2 separate regions of the Homo sapiens genome follow, and region 1 is linked to region 2. The links are chromatin contacts, found by Hi-C or POLR2A ChIA-PET in ENCODE. All regions are on one chromosome and are shown on one strand. The core of a region is the stretch at or near the end of the contact, and the rest is flanking DNA. Distances in the headings are between cores, read along the strand shown. Region 1 overlaps LOC105377161 (a long non-coding RNA gene). Region 2 has its middle 36 kb from the start of RYBP.

Region 1 (4,929 bases), core at 1,945-4,444, 200 kb after region 2:
TTTTGTTAAAAAAAAAAAAAGTTAGTGGGAAATCCACTGGATTGGGAGGGGACTGGTCTTCTGGAATTAGATCTAAACATAGTCACGTCTTTCAGGTCACTCTCTAGTGGCTAACACTGTCACTTCAAGAGAGTCTCAGGGGACACTGGAGTCACGATTAATTTTTTTTTTTTTTTGAGACAGAGTCTTGCTCTGTCACCCAGGCTGGAATACAGTGGCACTATCTCAGCTCACTGCAACCTCTGCCTCCCCAGTTCAAGCAATTCTCCTGCCTCAGCCTCCCAAATAGCTGGGATTACAGGCTCCCCCAACCACACCCAGATAATTATTGTATTTTTAGTAGAGACACGGTTTAGCCATGTTGGCCAGGGTAGTCTCGAACTCCTGACCTCAAGTGATCCGCCTGCCATGGCCTCCCAAAGTGTTAGGATTATAGGCATAAGCCACTGAGCCTGGCCTGGAGTCACAAATTTTGGAGGGAGATGAGGAGGCAGAGAAGGAGAACTCAAGTCATTGTCTAAGGCTTTCAAATAGGAAAGCATCATGGTGGTGGCTAACAGCCTTTTGTGGGGCAACATGAGGCCACACCCCAGGGATGAGAAGCAGCCCATACTTTAGCGATGCATTCTATAGCTATGAATTATCACCAATACAGTAACAATAGTGACTACTGAGCACTCTGCATGCCTAGATTTCATACTGACTTTCAGTGCTTTACTGCCATTAACCCAATGACTTGATGCATCAGGCAGAGCACATCTGTTGTGGGTGACAAACCCCAACTCAAACTGGCTTATGCCAAAATGGGCATTTATGGGTTCCTTAACTGAGAGATTCAAGGGAGTATTCTTGGCTTCAGGAACCACTAAATCCAGGGTCTCAAACAAAGTTTCTCAAACGGGATTCTCTCTCCCTCTCTGTCTCCCTCTCCTCCCCCATCCCCACCAATCTCCCTGTTTCTTTCTTTTTTTTTATTTCCAGGAAAATTGGATACCAGTAGCTCAAGTCTGTGCTCTTACAACTCATAATATAAAAGCAAGATACGCTGTCTTCCAACAGCCCCATGTCATATCTCATGGAGGGACTCTGATTAGGCCACTCCCTTAAATCAGTTTCTGTGGACAGGGACATGGGGCACAATGATTTTCTGGGACTAGATCACATGCTCACTCCCTTCACCCAATAGGGATTGGGGGAACAGGGGTTGCCAGTCCCACCAGACACACATGGGATGGTCATATCCTAATTGAAAAAGGGATGACCAGCAGAGAGAAATAACCCAGATTCATTAGTGTTAATATCCCCATTTTATAGAAAAGGTAATTGAGATTAGAGAAACTGCAAACCCGCCCAAGATCTCCTAACAAAGTCAAATATGTCTGTCTCCAGTTCAAAGGTCTCATCAGTACTCAGTGATGCTTCTTCCACCTGCTAATCTCATAGGATCCTCTAACCCACGCAGGAAGTTTATAGGCAGGATTATCTCCCTTTCCAAAAGCCAGAACAATAACCTGGCACCCTCAATCCAGACCCTGGCACCAATGCCACATCTGACCCAGCACACCCAGGTCACCCAAGGAGCCTCCCGTCCCGACCCAGATTGCAGCAAGAGCCAGGCTGGAGCTTAGGAATGCAGCACTGATTATCCCCACTCACCTCCACTGGCAGGTGAAACTCTGCCATGGCATTCCTTTGCTTTTGGAGTGAAGACCCAAACTCTTACCTAGGGTAAAGGTCCTGAACATCTGGCCCCCGTTCACCCGCTGGCCTCTTCTTCTCCATTCTCTGTCCCAGTAACACTGTTCTTACATTCCATGAAGGTGCTTTGCTTCCTCTCACCCCAGGACCTTTGCATATTCTGTTCCTTCTGCTTGGAATGCTCTTTCCTCTGATCTTCACCTAGAAAACTCACCCTTCAAGCCAGGGGCAGTGGCTCATGCCTGTAATCCTAACACATTAGGAGGCTGAGGCAGGCAGATCACTTGAGGTCAAGAGTTCAAGACCAGCCTGGCCAATATAGTCAAACCCCATTTCTTCTAAAAATACACAAATCAGCCATGCATGGTGGAAGGTGCCTGTAGTCTCAGCTACTTGGGAGACTGAGGTGGGAGAATCGCTTGAACCCGAGAGGCGAAGGTTGCAGTGAGACGAGAACACGCCACTGCACTCCAACCTGGGGGACAGAACGAGATTTCATCCCGCCTCACCCCTCAAAAAAAAGAAAAGCAAACTCATCCTTCAAATCAGCTCCTTGAGGAACCCTCCACACCTCCATAGTCGGGGTCAGTGTCTCTGTAGACCATCGTGGAAACTCAAAGCATTTGCTGAGGTTATGAGAATACATTTACGTGGAATTATCTGGTGAAAACATGTGTCTCCCAATAGATGTAAGATCATCAGAGCAAGGATCATACCCATGTTTCTAGTCACCATTCCTAGCAGTTAGCCCAGGGCCTGCCCCAGAAAAAACCCTCAAAAAACATTTATTAAACAAATGAAAGGAAGAGAGAGAGGGAAGGAAGACGGAGAGAGGGAGAGAGGAGTTTTCTGTGCCTCAATTAAAGATTCCATGTAGTAAACCACAAGCATTTCAAAGATGTTGATTGACCTCTTAAACTAGAATGAACATGAAGAAAATAAAACCATTACAAGCATTAGAGGATTTATTGGCTAAGCCTGGCTGCTTTTCGTATTATTCCCTATGTTTTCCTTTTACTGGAACCACAGGACCAAAGTCCAGGGCATGGGGGGAGACAGGAAGCGACAGAAACGGAAAAAATAAAGGAAGGAAAGAGAGAAGGAAAGACAGACAGGAAGAATAAAATAGAGGGAAGAGGGTGGATGGAGGATAGGAAGAAGAGTTCAAGAAGGGTGGGAGGAACCCACCTAAGCCTGATAATTCTCAATGAGGATGGAAAGTAAATAATGCAGGGTCATTCTGCAAGCCCACACTGAAATACACAAACCCCACTACGCCCAGGAGCTGGCATGGTATGGGCCCATGACAGGCCATTAAATGGAAGCTAGACAGAAAATATGATCCATGGAATTAAAGGCCTTAGAAGGAGGCTTGCTCTGAAGCAAAAAGAAGGAAACAAAGATCAGGGCTGACATAGGGAGGGAGTAGAAAGAGTGCGGAATGTGTCACGCCCTTCCTCTGCCAGGAGACCTCTGTCTTCCCCTGTGGCTATGATGACAATATGAAGGGATGTTTATTGCTAACACAGCAAAATGTGGTCCAGTGGCCAGGAGTTTCCCTGGCATGATTCATTCATGTTCTGAGCAAATGAACAAGAGTTTGCATTGTTGGAGGGGTTGTGGCACACATAAGGTAGTGGGGCGAAAGTGTGGAGATGTGGCCGCTCGTGTCAGCAGTCGCTGGAGGCAGGTACAGATGCTGCACACTGATGGAGTCCCTGCAAAATCCCCACCTCTCAACTCAGGTTCTGGGAGCCCTGGGGAAACACAATGTGGACCTTGGTTTTACTGTAAAGAATAGCAAGCATGTGTATTCTCTTGGGAAGGGCAGACGGCCTCAGGCCAGCATCTCAGATGCTGCTTTTTAAGCAAGGAGGAGTTTACAAAAAGATAGGAATACAAGCAAAAACAATAGGAAGGATGACTGCAAAAAGGAGGGAGAATTGCTAAGGTAGCAACTTGGGGGATGAGATGCCTGGTGAAATGTCTGAGGGGAAATCAAGTAAACCTCCTCCACCAACTCCACTCCTATGCCCCCATCCCTAGGCAGTTTGTTCCTGCTGGGACCATTCGTTCAGTGCTAGAACTCACAAAACCCTTTCTGACAGGCAAACATAGATAATTTACTGACTCATGTAATTGAAAAGCCCAAGGATTAAATGGTATCAGGCATGGCTGGATCCAGGAGCTCATGAAGTGCTATCAAGACTGTTTTTCTCCCTCTGTCTCTTGGATCTGTTTCTGTCTCTGCTGGCAGGATGTCTCCAGTCCTAATAGGGGTGGTGGCAGCCATCCCTGCCTAAGGGGTGCTTCTCTTTCTCAATAGTTTCCAAAAAATCTCAGGCCTGAGTCTTATTGGCCACGGTTGGGACACGTGCCATCCCCAGAGCCAGGGATAAGGAGTGAGTCCCAGCCAGATCGAGGTGTTAATAGCCAAATGATGACAAATGGCTATTGTACAGACAAAAACAACAGATGTAACCACAGAAGCTGTGTGGATAGCCACAAGATAATAGCACCCCTCCCCCACGAATTTAAACACAGATGCTGGTTGCTAGGGAGGGATGCTGAGGTCAACACACACATTGGTTATTTTCTGAAACAGAGAGAGCTTGGTGGAAAAGATTCCTCTCCTGGCTGGTCGTTGGGAGTTTTCTTGGCAAATCCATTCTGAATCTCCAGAATTAGCAGACCTAGAGGAGGCATGTGAAGACTTTGCTGGAATGCTATTCATTCATTCATCACTCTCTCACCTCCTTCTTATTCTTCAACTCTGCCATCTGCCTTCTTCCCATATATCACAAGGGGAACTGTCCTTATGAAAATTGCCAATGACTCCTCTCTTGTGGATCCTATGGAATTTTGCTCCTTTCCTTCCTGGGTCTCTCAGGAGAACCTTCTGGAAACATGCTTTACCCATGGCTCTGCTCCCATTCTTCCCATCCTCCCACTGTGAGTACATTTACTCCTGTGCCTTCAGTTTCCATCTCTGTATTGGGTCCCAGTCCAAATTTATAGCCAGGACTACTCTGTGAGTTTTGGTCTCCTGAATCCAAATGCCTACTAGAACCTTCACTCTTGGATGTCTCTCTGGCATCTGGAACTAAACGTGTCCAAAGCACTGAACTCCTCCTCAGCCCCGTTTCAAAGCTTGCATCTCCTCCAGAGTTCCCTGCTGGATGCCTAGGACCACTGTCCACGTGCTTACCTGAACCAGAGACTGAGGACAGA
Region 2 (4,857 bases), core at 1,468-3,967:
AGGACACTCCAGTGGCCCTATGGAGGGGTCCTGCAAGTAAGGACCAGAGGCCTCCCTGTCAACCTGCCAGCAGGTGTGAGCCATCTTGGAAGCAGATTCTCCAGCCCAGATCTTCAGATGACCACAGGCCCAGGTGACCTCCTGACTGCAACCCCAAGCCACAACCATGCAATGAGCCACTCCCTCTTTCCTGCCTACCATAAACTGTGTGAGAGAATAAACTGTGAGTGTATTGTCACTTTGGGCTATTTAACTGAGCAGAAATCTGTTATGCTGCAATAGATAATCAACCCTTCAGCTTTGGAGCCATCTAGGAAGGTTTAGGGACCAGCATGGCTTTGGGAGGAGCAATTCATTCCAAGCCAATTTAATTTCCTCTCATGATGAAGTGACCTGGCATGCGGATAAGGGAGCAATAAGTGTATCTCCTCGCCTCTGGAGGGCTTTTAATTCAATACCACATGCCACTCTCATCAACATGCAGGGAGGCAGGGTCTGGGCAGTGGTTCATTGATTTGGCCCTAGGAGAATACACGTAGGAGCTCATCCAGGACTTGAGGGAGGGGAAGGAATATGGATATTTCTGTGATCTGAATGTGTCCCCCAAAATTCATGTGTTGGAAACTTGATCCTTAATGCAATAGTGTTGGGAGGTGGAACCTTTGGGGAGGTGTTTAGATCAGGAGGGCTCTGCCTTCATGAATGGATCAATGCTATCACAAAAGGGCCTGATGGAGGCAGTTTGGTTCTTTTTTTGCCTTTCCTTCTGCCTTCTGCGTGGGAGGGCACAGCATTCAAGACACCATCTTAGAAGCAGAGACTGGGCCCTCACCAGACACAAAACCTGCCAGTTCCTTGATGTTGGACTTATCAGAATCCAGAACTGTGAGAAATAAATTGATAAATTACCCAATTTGTGGTATTTTGTTATAGCAGCACAAACAGACTAAGATAGATACTAATACTAATACAATACCAACATCAAAACTGCTAGCAGGCTGGGCATGGGGTTCACACCTGTAATCCCAGCACTTTGGGAGGTCAAGGCAGGCAGATCTCTTGAGGCCAGGAGTTTGAGACCAGCCTGGCCAACATGGTGAAACACTGTCTCTACTGAAAATATAGCCAGGCATGGTGGTGTGTGCCTGTAACCCTGAGTAATCTTGGGAGTCTGAGGCACAAGAATCGCTTGAACCCAGGAGGCAGAGGTTGTAGTGAGCCGAGATCCTGCCACTGCCCTCCAGCCTGGGTGATAGAGCAAGATTCTGCCTTTAAAAAAAAAAAAAATGCTGCTAGCAATGCACTTCACTAATACTCATTTTACACTGCTAATACTTGTCACCCAGAAAACCTCCCTCCTGGAGAGCCCCAGGTTCTTCAGAACTCAGTAATCACTCTTTAACAAACAAAGAAAATGGTTTCAGCCCCACTGCAGCACTCTGACACATCTTCAAAAACTCCACAGATTTCCAGAAAGACATACCTTCTCCTGGTCAGTGGGGGTTACGCCCTCGGTCACCACTGTCATCTGGTCCTTAGCCATCATCCTCTGTTCCTGAAGCTGCCATTCTCTCTCCCCATCTCTGTTACCCCTGGACCACCTCACATCTGCCATGCCTCATAGCATCATGAACACAAAGCTGGTTCCCAAAAGTGTTTGTGGATAACGGAAGGGGTATTGCAGTCCTGCATATCTGGTCAATTACAGGAACACAGCATCCTGGTTCTTGGCTGGGTGCAGCGGCTCACATCTGTAATCCCAGCACTTTGGGAGGCAGGTGGATCACTTTAGGTTAGGAGTTTGAGACCAGCCTGGCCAACACGGTGAAACCCTGTCTCTACTAAAAATACAAAAAATTAGCCGGGTGTGGTGGTGCACACCTATAATCCCAGGCACTTGGGAGGCTAAGGCAGGAGGATCACTTGAACCTGGGAGGTGGAGGTTGCAGTGAGCCAGGATGGCACTGCTGCACTCCAGCCAGGGTGACAGAGCGAGGCTCTATCTCAAAATATTTTAAAAAGTAAAAAATAAATAAAAATAAAAAAAGCAATATAGCATCCTGGTTCTTGAGTTTTCTGGACTGTCCCTACACCGGGGGCTTCTCTTGCTCTAGAGATGTCCTTGCTAATCATTGCTCTCCTGAGCTGCCTCTGTTTTTCTCTGGACCCTCTCCTCTCAATCCCTTCCTGCTTCCCATCTCTGTGGCCTTGGCTTCTTCTTAACAAGCTTGCCACCCCCAACTTCAAATTCCTGTCAATTTGTTGTAAACAAGCTACCTCTGTTTGTGTCTTGCCTTTTCCCACCAGGGAGGTATAGACATGGTTAAAGACACGGCCTCTGGCACTGGAAGGCCTCCTTTTCACTCCCAGCTAGGCATTCTTCAAATCCTTCCTATCCCTATTTTACAGCTGACAAAACTGACTTCCGGGGGATTTGGTTTTGCTCAAGGACCCAGGGTCCTTCAGGGGTAGGTAGGAAAGATCTGGGACAACTCCCAGGCCTCTTCCAGGCAGAAGGAGAAGTAGGTTGGAGAATGCTAGTTGAGGGCACCTGCAAAAGCTAAATCAAGACTGCCTGAAGCTTAGGAGGAAGGAAATGTGTGTAGATTTAGTTCCTAGAGGGCTTATAAATAGGACCATTGCTCATTTGTCCTGAAAAGTCGCTGGGCAACCTTCCCGAGGTGAGGGGTGGGGGCGGGGCCACATGCCCTCCTGAGGTCATTTCTAGCTTGATGATTCACACGGCAAAATCCCAGCGTGGGTTCAGCGCCCCTCCCCGCACCCGCCCCGTGTACTTTCATTTTGCATTATGATTTTTCACTCAAGCTGATGCGAACCCAAATTGATGTCATTTCCCTCCCAATAAGCTCTTGACCAGAAAACATCTAATTCTCCATCTAGCTGGGATTTTTTTTTTTTCACTCAGTTTCTATAAAATCATGCTGCAGTTTGCCTCGATATTTTCTTCTCTTTTAAAGATAGCATTTGTCAAGGCTTATCTTCTGGTCGTAAAACTAATATATATGCTCACTGCAAAAGAATCTGGAACACAAGAGGCCTGAAAGAAGAAAATAAAAATTATATATAGCATCACACACGTAGACAAACAGGAAAGATCATAGTATGTTTTCTTTCTGTCTTCCCCTTGTATATATATCTTTAACATAATTAGATCAAATGCTTTTTTAAAAATCTATTTAAGAGTGAGAGGGAAGAATCATAGATTCTGGCTTCAGCAGAACATGTGTTTTAATAGGTTATATTTATTGAGGGCTGAAAATGTTCTAGGCACTTTACTCAGTGTGTATTGGTGGAATGTCAGCCATTTATGTTCATTGCTTTTCAAAATCCTCACAACAGCCCCTGAGAAAGATATTACTATCATGCCCATTTTACAGGTGAGGAAGCTGAGGCTCTGAGACGTCCCAAGAACAGCTGGTTCATAAAGCAGCTGGGATTAATTTTAATTAAAGTCATCTTGCTTCCACAGGCTGGGCTCTTAAACTTTTTATTTATTTATTTATTTATTTATTTATTTATTTATTTATTTACTTTTCATAGAGACAGGGTCTCACTGTGTTGCCCAGGCTGGTCTCGAACTCCTGGGCTCAAGCAATCCCCCCAACTTGGCCTCCGAAAGTGCTGAGACTACAAGTGTGAGCCACCACACCTGGCCAGCTATTAACCTTTATAGTATGTATAGAGTTTGTCACTTCATAGGGATAAGTGCTTCAATTGGGAATGCCATGAAGGCAACACTGGCCTGCTTCTCATGTAACTAAGAATTTTTTTTTTTTTTTTTGAGACAGGGTCTCACTCTGTCGCCCAGGCTGGAGTGCAGCGGTACAATCTCGGCTCACTGTAATCTCCACTTCCCAAGTTCAAGCGATTCTCATGCCTCAGCCTCCTGAGTAGCTGGGACTACAGGCACACACCATCACACCTGGCTAATTTTTGTATTTTTTGGTAGAAACGGGGTTGCACCATGTTGGCCAGGCTGGTCTCGAACTCCTGACCTCAAGTGATTCACCCACCTCAGCCTCCCAAAGTGCTGGGATTACAGGCACGAGCCACCTCACCGAGCCTGTAACTGGGAATATTTTAATCAAAGCACAACATACTCGTGGAACAAAGATCATGCTCCATTCTGACCTTCTGCAACCCTTTGCTTTAAAGAATATATAGGGAGAAAGGAAACTGGAGGAAAAGGTCATAAGCGTACTTGCCAGTGCTACTACAAGTTTGCCCATGCCTTCCTATAAGTGTTGCTATTTTAGTGCTTGATGGACATCTAAAGTGTCCCTGGGCATGGGGGAGCTGAGAGGTGCTGGGGCTCAGCACAGATGCTGTAAAGTGACTGCTCATTCTTTCTGTGGCCATTCATTGACTACCTACCGTGTGTCTCTCAGGCACAGTGCTCAGCATGTACTCCAAATGTAATCTGTATAAAACCAGCATGCCCATGGGGTCGGCTTCAAAGTGTTGAAGTGATATCATAATGTATTAGTCATTCTCATAAAGTATGCTCATAAAGACATACCTGAGACTGGGTAATTTATAAAGGAAAGAGGTTTAATTGACTCACAGTTCCACATGGCTGGGGAGGCCTCACAGTCATGGCGGAAGGTGGATGAGCAGCAAAGTCACGCCTTACATGGTGGCAAGCAAGAGGGCTTGTGTAGGGAAACTTCCCTTTATAAAACCATCAGATCAGGCTGGGTGCAGTGGCTCACGCCTGTAATCCCAGCACTTTGGGAGGCTGAAACGGGTGGATCATTTGAGGTCAGGAGTTCAAGACTGGCCTGGCCAACATGGTGAAACCCTGTCTCTACCAAAGATACAAAAAATAAGCCAGAC

Evidence for each region. Hi-C counts contacts between places; a loop is a spot of excess contacts on that map. ChIA-PET counts read pairs that join two places held with the same protein, here RNA polymerase II (POLR2A). Pooled maps may share reads with other maps.
Region 1: a loop to region 2 is called in a pooled map, with 2.1 times the contacts of the local background. The contact joins two enhancer-like sites. A Hi-C loop is called at or near these places in 8 of 168 maps with a recorded cell type or tissue (PC-9, Right ventricle myocardium inferior, aorta and 4 more) and 11 of 50 pooled maps. POLR2A ChIA-PET finds 5 or more read pairs at or near these places in 3 of 52 experiments (MCF 10A, activated CD4-positive, alpha-beta T cell and activated CD8-positive, alpha-beta T cell).

What each region holds. Positions count from the first base shown.
Region 1 is chr3:72,675,842-72,680,770 of GRCh38, forward strand. The region is part of intron 5 of LOC105377161 (a long non-coding RNA gene); the gene reads right to left. Among named protein-coding and RNA genes, the nearest start is that of SHQ1, 170 kb to the right of the region's middle. Within about 2 kb of position 3,195, at least 2 of the 41 ENCODE cell types and tissues checked have a DNase peak (open chromatin) inside an H3K27ac peak, as active enhancers do.
Region 2 is chr3:72,480,379-72,485,235 of GRCh38, forward strand. No RefSeq gene overlaps it. Among named protein-coding and RNA genes, the nearest start is that of RYBP, 36 kb to the left of the region's middle. RefSeq lists an enhancer at 2,131-2,631. Within about 2 kb of position 2,718, at least 16 of the 41 ENCODE cell types and tissues checked have a DNase peak (open chromatin) inside an H3K27ac peak, as active enhancers do.